2 separate regions of the Homo sapiens genome follow, and region 2 is linked to region 1. A link is a loop called in an ENCODE intact Hi-C map of the cell type or tissue named here. Cell type or tissue: mammary epithelial cell. All regions are shown on one strand. Links, peaks and the distances in the headings refer to the core of each region. The heading gives the core; the rest is flanking DNA. Region 1 overlaps LARGE1 (LARGE xylosyl- and glucuronyltransferase 1). Region 2 holds the start of MIR4764 (microRNA 4764).

Region 1 (8,338 bases), core at 46-8,045:
CACCTGTTATTAGATGATAGCTGTGTGCACTGTTTTCAAGTTCTTGTTATTTGCCTATAGAGCAAATTGCTATTTGTTATTTGCCTATAGAACTCTTCTAGATTTCTACAATCCTACTTTCTTCTATGCAGTTACCACAAATGGGAATTTCTCTGTTTTGGAAGCCCTATAAGATGAAACTAGATGAATTTTAAGAAATAAGTCTCGTGCCTGATGTCTGGGCCACACAAGGTTCACCAAACTGTCCCATGCCATCACCAGAGACATTCAAACTGCAAACCAGGACGAGAGTTGATTGTTTTCATGCTGTAGACAGCTTTTTTTCAAGATGTCAGAACAAGGCTCTATATCATAATGATATAACAAAGCCTACCTTTTTCACTTGGTAGGATAATGGTCATTTTGTTTATTCAATTGGCTGTCTTTAAAGCCTAGGTTTATTGCTCAAAGTCCTTATGCAAACTGTTCTTGTCACATCACTATTAATTTTACTTTGCATTTTTCTCTTTAATTTTGTATCTGTTACTTGTTCAAATTTTTTACAGATGTACGAATCCTAACAGTATAATGCTAACCCAGCACTTTGAGATGGTAACACATGCCTATGGAACAGACAAAATTGAACTTAATTACAGACTCCAAGTAGACAGACGAGGAGCACCCCACTTAAACTTCCTTATTGCTCAAATGTGGTTAAAAAGGTTTTGACACTGACTCCTAGCTGCCATTCATTCTCTCCAACGTGAAACAAGACCAGAAACCTGGGAGAGGTCCATCCTGGCACTGAGAGACATGAAAACCTAACTAAAGGATGACTGAACAGTGACACTTTTGGGGAAACATCTTGATCAAAAGGGTGAAATATGAATGTTGCCAAAATAAAAATGGAGTCATTTGTGTTAACAAAACCCTGACAAATAGAACCAGGAATGCCATGGAAAGAGGCTTTTCTTCCACAAGTGTCTGATAACAAGAATGATTACAAAAGACTCCGTGAAAACCACAATCTTGCACAAATGCCATCGTAACTTTACACACACAAAATAAAAACTTCTGCAGGCACGTCTGCCCAGCAACTGCCTGTCCAGTCTTGGACTGGTGTCAACTTTGTTACTGATCCTTTGGCCAAAGATAATTATCTCCAAACAATTATAAAATCCTCTTCATTTTTCCTTTAAAAACCTTTATCTTCCTTTACCTCCCTGGGTATGCACATAGTTTGCTATGGCATGTATATTCCCATTGCAATGCACTATTCCAGAATAAATATAATTTTCTTTTAGAGAGGATCTCTTCATTATTAAGGCTGACAATACTTTAGCAGTTTCTTTGCATGTTTGCAGAAAATTCTCTTTGTTATCTTATACTTGAAAGATTATTCTTCTAGGTATACAACCTGTTATTGTTTCTTGGCATACTTAAGATATGCCTCACTTCCAATTTTCTCTATTATCTCCTTCTGATAGTCCAATGAGACATATCCCAATTTCTTTGCTTCTTTCTCAGTTTTTCTATCTCTTTTCATTCTGTGTTGCATCTTGGGTAATTTCTTATACCTCTTCCAGTTCACTAATTCTCTCTTCAGCTGTGTTTAAGCTGCTGTTTAACATATCCATTTAATTTCAATAATCATATCTTTCACTTCTAAAAATACTATTTAATCCAAATACGGCTATTCATTTTTTGAGAATCTACTATTCCTTCATCCTACTTTCAATATTCATTTTTTATTTCTACATGTAATAAAAATACTTATGTTTTATATCTGGTAAGTCCAATATTTGCAGTCTTTCAGATTTAACTCCAGTCTTCAGTTTTTGCACTTTCTCAGGGTAGCTTACTTCCTTGTGTGTTTTGTGATTCCTGAGAACCTTGCTTTCCTTGTAACTTCCCCTAAAAAATTCTGAAGACTTGTTTTTAAGAATATTCTTCTAGATCAGATTTATGTTAGTTTCTGCCAAGTGCCTGGCAAATTTTTAATTTTTTTTCTTTCCATTTTTGCTCCCACACATGTAATTTCAGCCCCCAAAATAATATGGGCATAGGCTTAAAATAAAATCTCAGAGGAAACATTTCTCCCTCATTCTACCTAAAACCAAGGATGAAACAGACAACAACCTCTACTGTCTTCTTCTACACTCTGAGTTTTATTAACTGTTTATCCGCTGAGGATAATACTCTTTGTGGATCCTGACTTTATGTGAGGCCTTTATGTGAGGTCTTTCTTCTTGTGGGCCTAAGGTCCTGTGTATAGTATTTCAACAGAATAATTATATGTTTTGCCTGTTGGCCTATTGTCCCTCTGTATCCCATGATAGCATTCGCTTGTTTGAACAATAAATTATACAGTTACCTATTGAGAAAAACCACTGTTTTTCTATACTCTCACACAGAAGACTTCTGATGCCAGATATTGTGGGGTTATTTTCCTACAATGACCAGTTCTTCAACACTAGCTGGGTCCCTATAATTTAATACAACAGTGACACTACCTCCTTGACAAAAGCATCAGACTCTATGGGTTAGTGGCTTAGTCCCACGAGGCTGCCCACTTCAGATGCCAGTTGCAAATCCCAGTCTCCTGTCCTCTGACAGATTTGCTGTAAATCAAGGATTCCTATGATCCCCTCCTTGGGTTCCATAATTTACTAGAATGGCTCCTGAAACTCTGGGAAACACATTTACTAGCTTATTATCAAGGATGCAACTTGGGAACAGCCAGAGAGAAGAGGTACATAAGGCAAAATATGGGGGTGTGGGGTGAGGGGGTATGGAGCTTCCATGCCTTCTCTGGGCACACCACCCTGCAGCAACAATAGTGTTCACCAACCCAGAAGTTCATCAAATCTTGTTATTCAAGAGCATTTAAAGAGCTTGATTTCTAGCACACCCTCCTGCCTTCCCAGAGGTCCATGGAACTTTCAGTGGGGAAGTTCTTTTTTTTTTTTTTGAGTGTCGTAAAGTCTTTATTTTATGAAAGAAGTCACACAGGCAAAGCTTTATATTTGCTGAGTGATTTCTTTCTTTTTTTTTTTTTTATTATACTTTAAGTTCTAGGGTACATGTGCACAACGTGCAGGTTTGTTACATATGTGTACATGTGCCATGTTGGTGTGCTGCACCCACTAACTTGTCCTTTACATTAGGTATATCTCCTAATGCTATTCCTCCTCTCTCCCCCACCCCATGACAGGCCCCGGTGTGTGATGTTCCCCACCCTGTGTCCAAGTGTTCTCATTGTTCTGCTATAAAGACACATGCACACCTATGTTTACTGCGGCACTATTCACAATAGCAAAGACTTGGAACCAACCCAAATGTCCATCAGTGACAGACTGGATTAAGAAAATGTGGCACATATACACCATGGAACACTATGCAGCCATAAAAAAGGATAAGTTCATGTCCTTTGTAGGGACATGGATGAAGCTGGAAACCATCATTCTGAGCAAACAATTGCAAGGATAGAAAACCAAACACCGCATGTTCTCACTCGTAGGTGGGAATTGATCAGTGGGGAAGTTCTAACCCTCTGATCACTTGGTCTTTCCATCCTGAGGCTCTCTAGGGGCCCTACTCTAAGACACCTCATTAGCATAAACTCAGGTATAACCCAAAGGGGCTCATATACACAATAAAAGCTGTTCTTATCACTCAGGAAATTTCAAGGGTTTTAGGAGCTCTGTTCCAGGAACCAGGGACAAAGACTAAATAGATTTCTTATAATACCAGGCTCACCTTTAAACCAGGCTCCCTGCCACTAGGGATCATCCCTTCCAAGGGCAAAGGTGACATCCAGTTGCTCTTTGCTTATCTTTTTGGATTCACTCTGTCATTGTTTCTGGCCTTTGCTTTCTTTACTTGCTTTATGAACCGATCAATTATGCTTTCAAAGCATGTAAAATATTTTTTAATCCAGCATTTTTACATATTCTTTACACAGTTGGTTTTATTTCGCCCCCTCTCCAAACTTTTTAATCCATGATATTCTTGACAATATTCCTGTCTGTTTCTTCTCTTTTCCTTATTTCTAACAAGCACATGATATACAGAAGGAACTGAATAAATGCCGATGGAAGGAATGAATGTTGCAGGCACCTCTGTTTTAAATCCTTTCTAATATTTTGAAATAAATTTCAAGTGCAGTTAAAAAAAAGTTCTTTCTTTCTAATGCTATAATTTCATTCCTGGAAAGGCAAGCTACAACAATATTGGATGGAAGGGCTTCATGGACAAAGCTGTTAATTAAGATATAATTTATATTTATGAAAATTTGAAAACAACTAAGGTCAAGGGAGTGGCTAGGTAACAGACTAACTATTGGATATGATGTTCATTAACACCATGTGGCTCACCCAGAAAATGCTTATGATATGCAACAAATGAAAAGCAGAAAACCACATTTAACATGCGTTATGACTACAAATAAGACATAATACCCACATGGGGACATGGATCAGAAGCCAAGTACAAAAGACTAATTTATTAGAAAAGCTAGCTTTGCAATCCTTTTTCCTTTTTAAAACTTGCAATGGATATAAACTTTATATGGAACAAATTCTTTAAGGATGCATGTATCTAATCCTCTGTGATACAACCTGAGAGGCAAAAGCCCTTGCTGTCAGACAGGCCTGTGTTGAAATCTTCGTTCTGTTGAATAGTTGTGGTCAATTCTTTACTCCTTCCACTGTAGGGAGGGAATTCTAACACACTCCTTAACTCACACTCCTTACTCAAAGTAATCATACGGGCTTAGTCATACAGTTACTTTGGCCAATGAGGGATATTAGCAACAATGACTCAAGGTTTCCTCTTGTGTATTAGGGCTTCCTCTGCCACCTCTGCCTCACCATGAGAAAACACCATACTGGCTTGCTGAGGGGACAGAGGACATCTAAGTTGCCCCAGTCACCAGCTGTCCCATCTGAAGCTGACCACAAATACTCTGTTAAACCAGTAAAAAAATGAACCATCCAACCAGCCTACAAACTCATCAACTATATAAATGGTTGCTGATTTAGGCCACTATCAGAATAGCTTGTTATGCAGCATTATCTATAGCAGTAGATGACTAATATACCCTGTCTTCTTCCTCTTTCTATAGCCAGGTTCATTCACAGTGTTTGGTACCTACAGAGTGGTGATGAAAGCTTTTTCTGTCATTGTCCGCCCTCTGTGAGGAAGAATGAGACATTTATGCTTGCATCTCCCCGACTGACCCACCCACACCTGTCATAGCACTTTGTCCTTTTTTAAATACTTACTTCTTTGCACATTTCTCTCCTCCTCCAAGTCATACATGACTTGGAAGCAGGTTAATTATTCACATCCACATCTATAGCACCTGGCACAGAGTAGGCCCTCAATAAATGTTTTTGCTTGAGTTGAATGAATAGATTTGGGGAGCTGGCATGAACCAAAAGAGCCAGCAGCAGATGGCAAGAATAATAACCACACAAGCTGGTTCTTACGCCAGGAGGCTTTAGGCTTTCCAGAAAGCCCAAATAAGGGTGGAAAAAAACCAACACCCCACAAAGATGAAAAGCATACTCATTCTGCTCTCCTGTGCCCTTATCTCTCTCACCACATTGCACATAAATCTCCCAGCCATCCATGCCCCTGGGAGGTCCTCTCGGCCCACCTCACCCTACCTCCAGGGATGTCCCTGTGTTGACCCTACCTTTAGATCAGACACGTCTCTGTAGCACTGCTCGGAGCGGGTGTGGTCTGACAGCTGCACATTCCAGAAGCAGGGGAGCTGGTACACAAGGAAGGGGTTTTGTTTGATGACGGCATTGAAAATATCCTGGGGGATGAAAGCCAAAGACACAGTCAAGACAGTCGGATGGTCCAGCTGCCCATTTTGGCTCTCAAGGCACTGCATCCCCTGTGATAGGGCTTCTCTTGAACCTCCTGCTCTGAACACAGGCTGGCTCGCACTGTGAGGCATCTCTCTTGCCTGTTATCTCTAGGAACCAAGCAATAATGTTTGGATAGAGACGGGGGAATGTCCCAGGCTGACTGGAAGCTCCAGAGTCCTGCTGGTCTCATAAGGCCCTATCCAGTGAGCTCACATGTGCAGACATGGGGTGTCTTCCCTACCCTCACTGGCATATGAAAAACGAAGTCTCCTTCCCCTCTGGCCTCCTAGGCAGGAGCCCTGTGTTACCCATCCTGAGCCTCCTGGAGAGGAAACTGCATGATGACAAGTAGCCCCACTCATTCAGGGACTGAGACAAATTACAGATCCTCCCTTTCAGCAGTGCTTCCTGGGGCCTGCGGTGGACTCAGTGATGGATGCTCCTTGGATTTCTGCAGCCCATGGTGCCCAGGATACGCACTCCCCGTTTCAAAATCCAACCCTGACTTGTCTAGGGAGGTTTTACCTTTTTTGGGCTCTTCTCCAAGCTGTTGCACCAGGCCATACTTATTAACTAGCTGCTGACAGGTGGCGCCGGGAGGTGAATTATGGGCCTTCGTGGCAGAAGATGGCTGAATAAACTATCCTTACTGGACATGGGCATACAATTGCTAGCTTTGGGGGACATGCTCAAGTCACTGTGACCCGACTTGAAATATGAGGCTGGTGGACGATTTTCCCCTCAGGTTTAAAACAGCTACCTGGGTATTATTTTTTTTCTTAAACTCATTCATTATACTCTATCTCATGTTTGAAAAAGGAAATCAGTTTCTGGCTGCTTGGGAAATACTGAATAATAATACTTTAAAAAATAGTAAAGTAATCATGCAGGGTTTCTTGTTTCCTCCGTATTATGAAACTTTGCAGGCATTCGACGAACCAGGAAATTGCACTTTGAACAAAAACATGCAGAGTGAGCTGGCTCTTTGGATGAAAAGGAAAGGGTGAAATGCAGAAAACTCAGAGAAATCATCTTCGTGCCTGAAGACAGCTACCAGTGCCACAGGAAGATGAAAATTTAAATGAGTGATCCTGGTAGACTCAAAGTCAGACTGGAGCCCTCTGCCTTTCCTAGGACGTCAAAATGAGGAATAGGTTTTTAAAAAATGACTATTTGTTGGCTGGGTGCAGAGACTCATGCCTGTAATCCCAGCACTTTGGGAGGCTGAGGCAGGCGGATCATCTGAGGTCAGGAGTTCAAAACCAGCCTGGCCAACGTGGAGAAACCCCATCTCTACTAAAAATACAAAAATTAGCCTGGTGTGGTGCTGCACGCCTGTAATCCTAGCGACTTGGGAGGCTGAGGCAGGAGAATTGCTTGAACCCAGGAGGCGGAGGTTGCCGTGAGCCGAGACTGTACCACTGCATTCCAGCCTGGGTGACAGAGCGAGACTCCACCTCAAAAATAAAATAAAATAATAAAAATGAATATTTGCTAACAGTTTGGTAGAGTTCAAGGAGTTTCTGAGGCTGCCTGCATAGCAAGGTGGTTTTCTTGCAGTTTATTCTTTCTATTTAAGTGCATTTCCCTTGAGTAAAGGGACACTAGGACAGCATCTAAGCAAAAGGCTCAGATTAAAGGTTAGACTCTATTTGCCAGGGAGGCCAGTGAAACCTTGCCTGGGAAATATGCTGTGGCATTCTGGGGTCCCAGAGAGCAGGCCCTGTGCACTCCACCTGGTGATGAAGAGGGCACCGACATCTACTTATGAGTCTGCGTCAGTAGACGCTAAGCTCTATGAGGGCAAGTGCTGCATCCTTCGTCTATCTCTGTCATCCTTTTTCTGAACTTGGCTCCTGGTATACACAGTACTCAGTGAAAGTCTGCCGAATGAACAAATGAATGAACAAAGGGAAGGCACTAAGGAGTTGAGCTGTTGTCTTAGACTGGCAAGAATAAGGCAGCTGTATCAGAGCACACAGAGTCACACAATACGTAGAAAACCATTCAGATCGATTTAATTTTAAGTTTCTTTGAGAAACAGCACCAAGCACACTCAGGAATAGCTGCACCTTCGAACCTGGCCACTCACCTGGTCAGCTAAGGATGTAGAGAGCATGCCCATGAGCTCCCTCTCTGCGGTCAGCCTCCACATCTGCTCCCATTTCATCTTCCGCAGCTTATCCAGAAGTAACAGGATCACCCCTGGGCAACAGCACAGGATAAAAGAGAAAATTAAAAAATAAAAAAGATGGAGAGCTAGGCACACCTACTCACATCACAGCCACAGTCTCTCGGGGATGATTGTCTTATGCAGACAAGAGGCCTATGCACTGCTGCAGATGAGTCTTCCCTCTAAAAATTCTTCCAATGAGGCTCCACAGTATGGGGCACCTGTTTTGGAGACGAATACACCTGGGTTCAAGCCTAGGACCTGCCAGTTACTCGATAGGAGACATGAAACCATCTCTCTGAGA
Region 2 (8,338 bases), core at 266-8,265, 59 kb after region 1:
CAGACACCTGCCACCATGTCTGGCTAATTTTTGTATTTTTAGCAGAGACAGGGTTTCGCCATGTTGACCAGGCTGATCTCGAACTCCTAACCTCAGGCGATCCTCCCACCGCAGCCTCCCAAAGTGCTAGGATTACAGGCGTGAGCCACCATGCCTGGCTCCTACGGGTATTTTGCCAGCAGCTGACTTACACTCCATAAAAGATGAAGTTGGCAATATTCAGGCACCCACAGACCTCATTTATAAATAACCACTTCCTGCATTATTCCAAGGGCAAGATACTACAAGGTGTAGTACTGAACACACAGTAGGTGCTTAATAAATGTCTGCTAAATAAATGACATCTAGTGGGTTAACCTTCCTGATCGGGTGTGTGTTAGTGTCCTCATAAATCATTTCACCCTCTCTGTAGTCACCAATATTAACAGACCTTCCACCCAGCTCTGGGAACTCAGGCACCCGCTCCCCTGTATGGAAAACTGCAAAGATGGGGAGGCAGCACCCACTTGGGGTGCTCTACATAAGGCTTAAACTCAAGGTCTTCATCTCCAGAGAAGGAATGATTTTCATGGTTAACCTAAAGTCACGTTATCCCAAAGAATAATATCCAAATTGCTCTTCATTCAGTTTGTACCTGGGCTGCATTGCTTTTGATAGTACCACTTAACCCTCTCAGGCACGCCAATCCTCTTAAAAAATTCCTTAATTAGCAACATGATAGTTAGAACTTTAATATCCATTGGTGAGAAAAAAACAGAATAATCAGCAGCTACTGAGACTTCATTTTGCTTTTTAAAAGAAATTCATTAGCTGCCATATCAATGATCAAAACAGTAGTAAGGGTAAGCGATGTTGCTTAGCCTCTCAACGGTGTTGAGTTTTGCTTTCAGGCTGTGCCTTCCCAGCTTCTGTGTGAAGAGGGAACCATGAACATCAATATAGTTGGAGATAAAGAGTGTGGACTGAACTCAGGCTGCCTGGTTCCGGTTCCTAGCCCTGCCACCTTCTAGCTGCGTAGCCGTGAAAAAAATTGCTTAACCTATCTCTGCCTTGGTATCTAACTCTTACAGCTGCTGTGACTTCACATGCTGGAATGACTTCATACATGTTAAGTTCTTAGAACAGAAGCTGGAACTCTAAGCACTGTACATATGATAGTCACTGCCTATCCTAACCCGAAAGCCCCTGATAGACAGCAAGCTTATCCATGAGGTTTTCTTTGGAGGTCATCCAGCACAACCATTAGGCCATTCTCGAACTCTGCCTCTCTAAGTGTGGTCTGAGGACTATCTGTTTCAGAAACCCCTGAGATTCTTGCTAAAAGCACAGGCTCCTGGGCTTCATTCAACCTAGAAGTTAGTTATTAGTGGGAGGATGCTTTCCCCTACTTCTCCGGTTTCTAGAAGGAGGGATTTCTTGACACCTTGAGCCGATCTTTTCTCTTCCCCATGGGTGTGAAAGGAGTTAACTGACTGGTGACAGTTATCTGACTGGTGACAGATAACTCCTTCCACATCCATGGGGAAGAGAAAGGTGAGTTTCAGAGGCAACCAAGTTGATGTGGCCTAGCCTCTTCCTCTGTCCCTTCTTCCAGGAGCCAGCATGCCAACAGATAGCCTGCATCGAATCTGTTCTTTCACGCTGTTAAATTTTATAGAGCAGACCTCCTCTGTGAGGCTGTGGTTGTCTAGTACTTCTTGGGATAGCTGAGCAATTCCAACTCTGGGTTTTGGTGCTAGGAAGAGCCATTGTAGATACTGAAGGACTCTAAAGTTGAGTCCTCCAATTTCACCTTTATCAGTAAAATAAGGTGACATCTGGCTCTCCCTCCTTTATCTCTAAGTTGGTTCAATATTGGCAGGGGCGGGGGTGGTGCATATGGGGAAATAATATATTAATTCCCTCACTCCACAATATTTCTGCATAAGAATTCTGGCCACGGGGTCTAGTAATTTGCATTGAAATAAACCAACTCCCCAGGTAATTCAGATGCACATTAAAGTTTGAGAATTACTGATTGGAGTTTGGAAGCTCCGTTACTGCTTTAGTCAAGGGTAAATTTCACCTGCAGGGTGACTGGCACATAATAAACTCACATGGTGTCTACATTCACCTCATAAACCAGTAGAATTCATTGGTAGTCTCCAATGCCATACTTCCTGAGTACAGTAAAGTGGTGAAGAAAATGAACACCAGAGCCAGACGCCTGGGCTCAAATCCTGGCTCTTCCACTTACTAGCTATGTGACCCTGGACAAGGTACTTAGCCTCTCTGTGCTTGCTTCTTCATTCACTTGTAAAATAGAGATAGTAAGTAACATACCTAATTTTTTTTTTCCTCTAAGCACAAGTTAATTTGTGAAAATGATGCTGTGTTTTGTGCTTATTCAAACATTACCACTAAAAGCGTCGATGAAATAGTAAAGCGTTCAGTAAGCATTTGCTCTTATGGAAGCACCCAGAACTCCCTGGTCCTACACTCTGCTCCATCTGCCTGGACCTCCAGCTCAGCCATCTCCTCCTGTCCTTAGCTGACATGGCCCTTAGTTTGCTGAGACGTTGGTTCAGCTTAGTATCGATTGAGGGTTTGAGTTGTGTCAGACACCACACAAAATACTAAGGAATGAAAGACAAAAAAAACATAGTTCTTGCCCTGGGGGCAGCTAGAAGAGGAGACAGATAAACAATTTTGAAGCAGCATGATATTAGCAGTGACAGGGCGATATTAGCAAGATGGGGGAATAATAAGTAGGGAGTAATTGATTCTGTGGGGGTAAGTGGGTGATACCTGCTAGACAAGTTGGATGTCTCCCTTCCCACCGAGTCACCTACCACATCCCTTCCAGCACTGCAGCCAGGCCTCCCCAAAAGCTTTTCCAATAAGGGTTCTGTCGGGTAACACCCTTCTAGGAGAGAAGTCCCCTCTGCTACCAGGTGACAGCATGGATGATACAGGTGATCTGTGACAGTTCCAGCAATCCCAGCCCATCATCCAGGTGGCATCTAAATCCTGGTCTCCAGAGGCCCAAGTCTACAGCTGTAACCTTGATGGTGCAAACACATCTTCAGCTTGCCATCGTGTGAAGAGGTAAAATCCCAGGGGATTCCTTGGGGGAGATGACACAGGTGGCTACAGGGTGCTGGCTTGCTCAGCATTCTGCACTGCCTGTCTCGTCTTCTTGGGAGTTATTGTAATAAAACACTGTGACTCACAGAAAACGCTTTGTCATTGTTTTCCAAGCTGGGCCTGTGGTTATGATTAAGTGCGCTGTTCTCCATCTTCCTTAGTCTAGGCACAAGTTAACTTATGAAAATGAAGCTGTCTTCTTTGCTTATTCATACATCACTACTAACAGTCAGACAAGAGCGAACAAGCTTGCTTTTCTGCTGGGGCCCTGGTGTTGGTGTCACCAGCCAGCAGATGGATGGCTCTACGCAGGGAACTCTCCTCTCTTCTTCCTTCTGCAGGTTTTGGCTCAAGGCCCGGCTCCTGCTGCTCGGGAGGTGAGAACCAAGGAGCAGAGAACTACAATTCTTCCACACAGTGCATCTGGCATGAAAAGGCTGAGCTGAGCATTCGTCCATTGGGTATAAAGAAGGCAGCATGATAAATCAGGAAGACAAAGGATTTTAAAACTTGGCAAAACAGGATTCTAGCCCCACCTGTGTATGATTTGACCAAGGTATAGCTTCTCTGAGCCTTGAGTTTCCTTATCATAAAAGGTTAAGTATAAAATCTATCTCTGACCTCTAAGAATGGATATTGAGATCAGATTAAGATGATACAAGGCCGGGCGCGGTGGCTCACACCTGTAATCCCAGCACTTTGGGAGGCCAAGGTGGGTGGATCACTTGAAGTCAGGAGTTCAAGACCAGCCTGGCCAACATAGTGAAACCCCCGCCTCTACTAAAAATACAAAAAAATTAGCTGGGTGTGGTGGCATGCACCTGTAATCCCAGCTACTTGGGAGGCTAAGGCATGAGAATCGCTTGAACTTGGGAGGCGGAGGCTGCAGTGAACCGAGACTGCGCCACTGCACTCCAGTCTAGGTGACAGAGTGAGACTCCATCTCAAAAAAAAAAAAAAAAGGATGACAGATGTAAAGTGCTGGCTCATGGGAGATGCTCAACTAAAGGCACTTCTCTTCCTCCCTTTTGGGATGACCAGTGTTCATAATGTCTAGGTTTTCCTACCCAAGTGCTGACATTTAGGTGCATAGACTGGACTCTGCAAAATTTGGCTACATTACCCCTCACCCCATCCCTGCTGTCTCTCACCCCACTCCACCTTTCTGAAGCCTTTAGCGTCGGCGACATCTGTCCCTTCGCTGATGTACTCCCTCTGAACATCCTTCCCCTACCTCCTCCATGGAGCTTCCCTCTCTCTGCCACCCTTAACATGCTGGTGCTCCCCAACTCCCCTTCTTGGCCCCCTTTTGTTACTCTCTATTTTATCCACAGATGATGGGATCTACTCCGGTGGCTTCAGACACTATTGACTGGAAGATGATCACCAATCTCCATGTTAACTCAGACTTCTTTCCAAAGTGCCCTACTCTTCAATCTATGTATCAGCCCACCATCTTCTTAGGTGATTTGGCTGTTCCACAATGACTTTCAACGCAAGCTGACCAAAACTAACTCCACAATCTTCTCCTCCTACAAAATAGGTGTGACCCCTACCTGTTTTCTTGGTTGGTAGCATGAAGATCAAACTTGTCACCACAGCTAGAAGCCTTTTACTCAATCTTGAACCCTCCTGCTCCTCATTCCTCACATCCTTGCCATGCCCAAATCCCACAGATTTTATCTATGGAGTGTTTCTCAAATTCATCCCTTCCCTTGCTCTACCATGCTCTCCTCCTCTCTCTCTCTCCTGGATTAGCAGATTTGTACCTGATCACTTTTTCCTCAGGGTAGCCCTGTGCCATTCCATTCTGCCTACCTAGCCACAGAAATGTTTTGAAAGCACAAATTTGATGATTCTGCTTCCTTGATTAAAAAGCTTAAGTGCTCTAGGGGCCCATTATACTGCAGGTGTGTGGATGAATGGATGAATGAATGGGTGAATAAATAAAAAATATACATTATCCACAACCCACCATCTTAGCCCATCTGGAATTGGTAAATTCTATCTGAATGGAGTGGAAGTAGATGCGTACTAGTTAACTTCTCCAGGTAAACACCAGGAACAGGTGGCTCTAGCTGTGATCTGCAGGATGCTTTCAGTGCTATCTCCTTTTTTCCACCCCCAGAAAAGCTCCTGGGCACACAGAGGAAGTCTGCCAATCACTGCTGCTGATCAAACCGGCTGTGCTTATACCACTAGGTGAATATTAAAATGTTAAAACCAGAGGCTGCCCTGACTGTCAGCAGAGAACCTAATAGTGCTCTCCCAACCTCATATTTATTCTAATAAGCTATTTTAAAATAGAAAAGCATTTAATAGCACCATTCAATGTGTGTCTGAGTGCAGGATGTCTGTAAGTAGGAAAACATATAATATCATATTACCGTTTACTAAACCTCCTGAAAGAGCTGCTACACAGCCCCAGGTGTTCCTGGCTAGTCAATGTAGAATAAGAAAACATTTCCTGAGAAGATGCACACAGAACGATATTTAAACAACCCCGAATAGACTGAAAAGGAGAATTTCTGAACCTGTGTGTTTCACAGCTCCTACTTTGCAGTTCAGCTCCAGCTCAAAGCACCCTAGGATCACAGACAGTCAGATGAACTGTGATGGTCTTAATGACTTCTCTGGAACCATCTACTACTGCACATGAAGACTGCCAAGGGCGAGCGGTGTTTATAGAAACACGCAGTCAATGGAAGAGCCAGGAGCCAAAACCAAAACTCTGGCTTGAAGTTCCTTTTTTTGTTTTTTTTTCCTATGTGTCTCAAACTCAGCTGCTGCTATTTTGTTTGAACTTTTTTTTTTTTTTTTTTTTGAGAGGGAGTTTTGCTCTTGTCTCTGAGGCTGGAGTGCAATGGTACAATCTTGGCTCACTGCAACCTCCACTTCCCAGTTCAAGCGATTCTCCTGTCTCAGCCTCCCGAGTAGCTGGGATTACAGGTGCTTGCCGCCATGCCCAGCTAATTTTTGTATTTTTAGTAGAGACGAGATTTCATCATGTTGGCCAGGCTAGTCTCGAACTCCTGACCTCAGGTGATCCGCCCACCTCGGCCTCCCAAAGTGCTGGGATTACAGACATGAGCCACCACAGCCAGCCTCTTTGAACTTTAATATAATTCTCCACCTGGTTTAAGTTCTAGCTCTTCTATATTTAATAGGTAATCTCTCTCTTTCTCTCTCTCTCTGTTTAATAAAGAGACAGGGTCTCACTATGTCACCCAGACTGGAATGCAGTGGCACAATCATGGCTCAGCGCAGCCTTGAACTCCTGGGCTCAAGCTATCCTCCTGCCCCAGCCTCCTGAGCAGCTACGGGACTACAGGTGTATGCCACCACATCCAGCTAACTTTAAATTTTTTTTTGTAGACATGGGGGTCTCGCTATGTCGCCCAGGCTGGTCTTGAACTCTTGGCCTCAGATGATCCTCCCACCTCAGCTTCCCATAGTGCTGGCATGCACCACCACACCCAGCTCATAGGTAATATCGAGTAAACTCTCAGTTCTTCATTTTTCTCATGTGTAAAATGGTATCTATTTCATAGGGCTTCACTGGGACTCTTAATCAGGTTTGGGGAGCCCAGGTTTATATTGCATGTCCTTCAGATGCGATCTATGTACTCCAATTCATTGCCACTCATTTTGATTGCTTGGGTTTCAGTTTCTTGATGAAGCACCTCTAACCCAGTTTATTCATCACTCAGCCCTCCTTTCACTTGGAAAAAATACTCCACCCTTACTGAACTATGGCTCAGGGATAATCCCTTCTGAGAGCAAACAGAATCTGTGTCACTCTTGAAAGAAGAGTTAGGCTGAATAAGTGAAGATGAGAGGAAGAAAGACGTTGCTTATTATAAGCAAGACCATAACTAGCCATCAGTTAATCAAAACAGAAATGAGCTCCCTTTCTAGGGAGAAGCTTCCGATCACCGGAATGGTTCTGGAAGAGGCTGCATGATTCAGCCCTCATCCAGCAGGTATTTATGGAGCCCCAACTCTGCACCAGGATCTGTGCTAACTGCTACAGACACAGCAGGGAAGAAAACAGGCACGCTCTTGGCCCTTCTGAATTTTATCTTTACAAAGAGCTTCTCAAACGGTCCAGCTACCATTTGCCAGGCTCTGCCTCAAATCTCACGGATGCAGCTACTCGCAGGCTGAGCCCTGGGAATTTCTTTTTCAACAGTGGCCCCCATTAATTCTGATACAGGGTAGGTTTGGGGACCTCTGAAAGGGGGTGGTCACCTACCAGGCATGCTGTGGGAAGGGGGATTTCTGTACTGCGCAGAAGACTAGGTTTGAAGACCTCAAAGCTGCCTTCCAACCTGATTGGGAGCTCTCTTTATGCTATGTCAGTGATGAGTTTTCTCAACATTCTCATCAAGAACATCCCCATACTTGTTCTTCTTTTACTTGTGCTGTCCATATGTGTATGGACAGCTGCCCTATGAGCAGAGTCAGTTTTTCTCAGTGCTGCTCCCTCTAGTTAGTACTTGGTCCAGGCACTGGGATACTGATAGCTTTTTTTTTTTTTTTTGAGATGGAGTCTCGCTCTGCCGCCCAGGCTGGAGTGCAGTGGCACTATCTCCGCTCACTGCAAGCTCCGCCTCCCGGGTTCACGCCATTCTCCTGCCTCAGCCTCCCGAGTAGCTGGGACTACAGGCGCCCGCACCACATCCGGCTAATTTTTTGTATTTTTTAGTAGAGACAGGTTTTCACCGTGTTAGCCAGGATGGTCTCGATCTCTTGACCTCATGATCCGCCCTCCTCGGCCTCCCAAAGTGTTGGGATTACAGACGTGAGCCACTGCACCCAGCCATTGATTGCTTTCTATGCATCATCAAAGAGATACAATGACACCACGAGGTGGGCAGTGTACTTATTTCTACCTTTCAGAAGGGAAATTGAGGTTTAGAGAGATAAAGTCACATGTCAAGGTCAAGAAATCTCAGAGTAGGGGATTGCATTCCCACCTCTCAGTTACAAAAGCCCATGTTTTCACACCTACACTTATGGTTAGAAACATCTGCAAAGCATTTCTCTCCCCAAGGGAATGGCTACAGCGGGCATCACCATGGGGTAGACTCTAAAGGGCACAGAGAGGAAGGGGAGAAAGGGTGGTCGAAGTGCATGCCCAGCCCACCTGCTCCTGTCTGCACTGCCACCTGGGGTTGCAGGCAGGAGCCCAGGCCCCTCTGCAGAACCC

What was found. Peaks named below come from ENCODE experiments on the same cell type or tissue, not always from the same donor. Only the 100,000 strongest peaks of a DNase experiment are listed, where the experiment ranks them.
Region 2: a loop joins it to region 1, with 8 times the contacts of the local background. A loop is called at or near these places in 2 of 110 quality-filtered maps.

The regions. Positions count from the first base shown.
Region 1 is chr22:33,376,239-33,384,576 of GRCh38, forward strand. LARGE1 (LARGE xylosyl- and glucuronyltransferase 1) reads right to left here. Exons shown (of 15, transcript NM_133642.5): 8 at 7,954-8,066; 9 at 5,681-5,806. Among named protein-coding and RNA genes, the nearest start is that of MIR4764, 56 kb to the right of the region's middle. In mammary epithelial cell, for the core only: no CTCF peak of the experiment used is centred there; a DNase peak (open chromatin) is centred at 4,743; H3K27ac peaks cover 419 bases.
Region 2 is chr22:33,435,142-33,443,479 of GRCh38, forward strand. All of the region lies in intron 6 of LARGE1 (LARGE xylosyl- and glucuronyltransferase 1), which reads right to left. It overlaps MIR4764 (microRNA 4764), which reads right to left and starts at 1,528; the gene lies at 1,441-1,528. RefSeq lists an enhancer at 2,707-3,906. In mammary epithelial cell, for the core only: a CTCF peak has its summit at 3,439 (motif pointing right); a DNase peak (open chromatin) is centred at 3,290.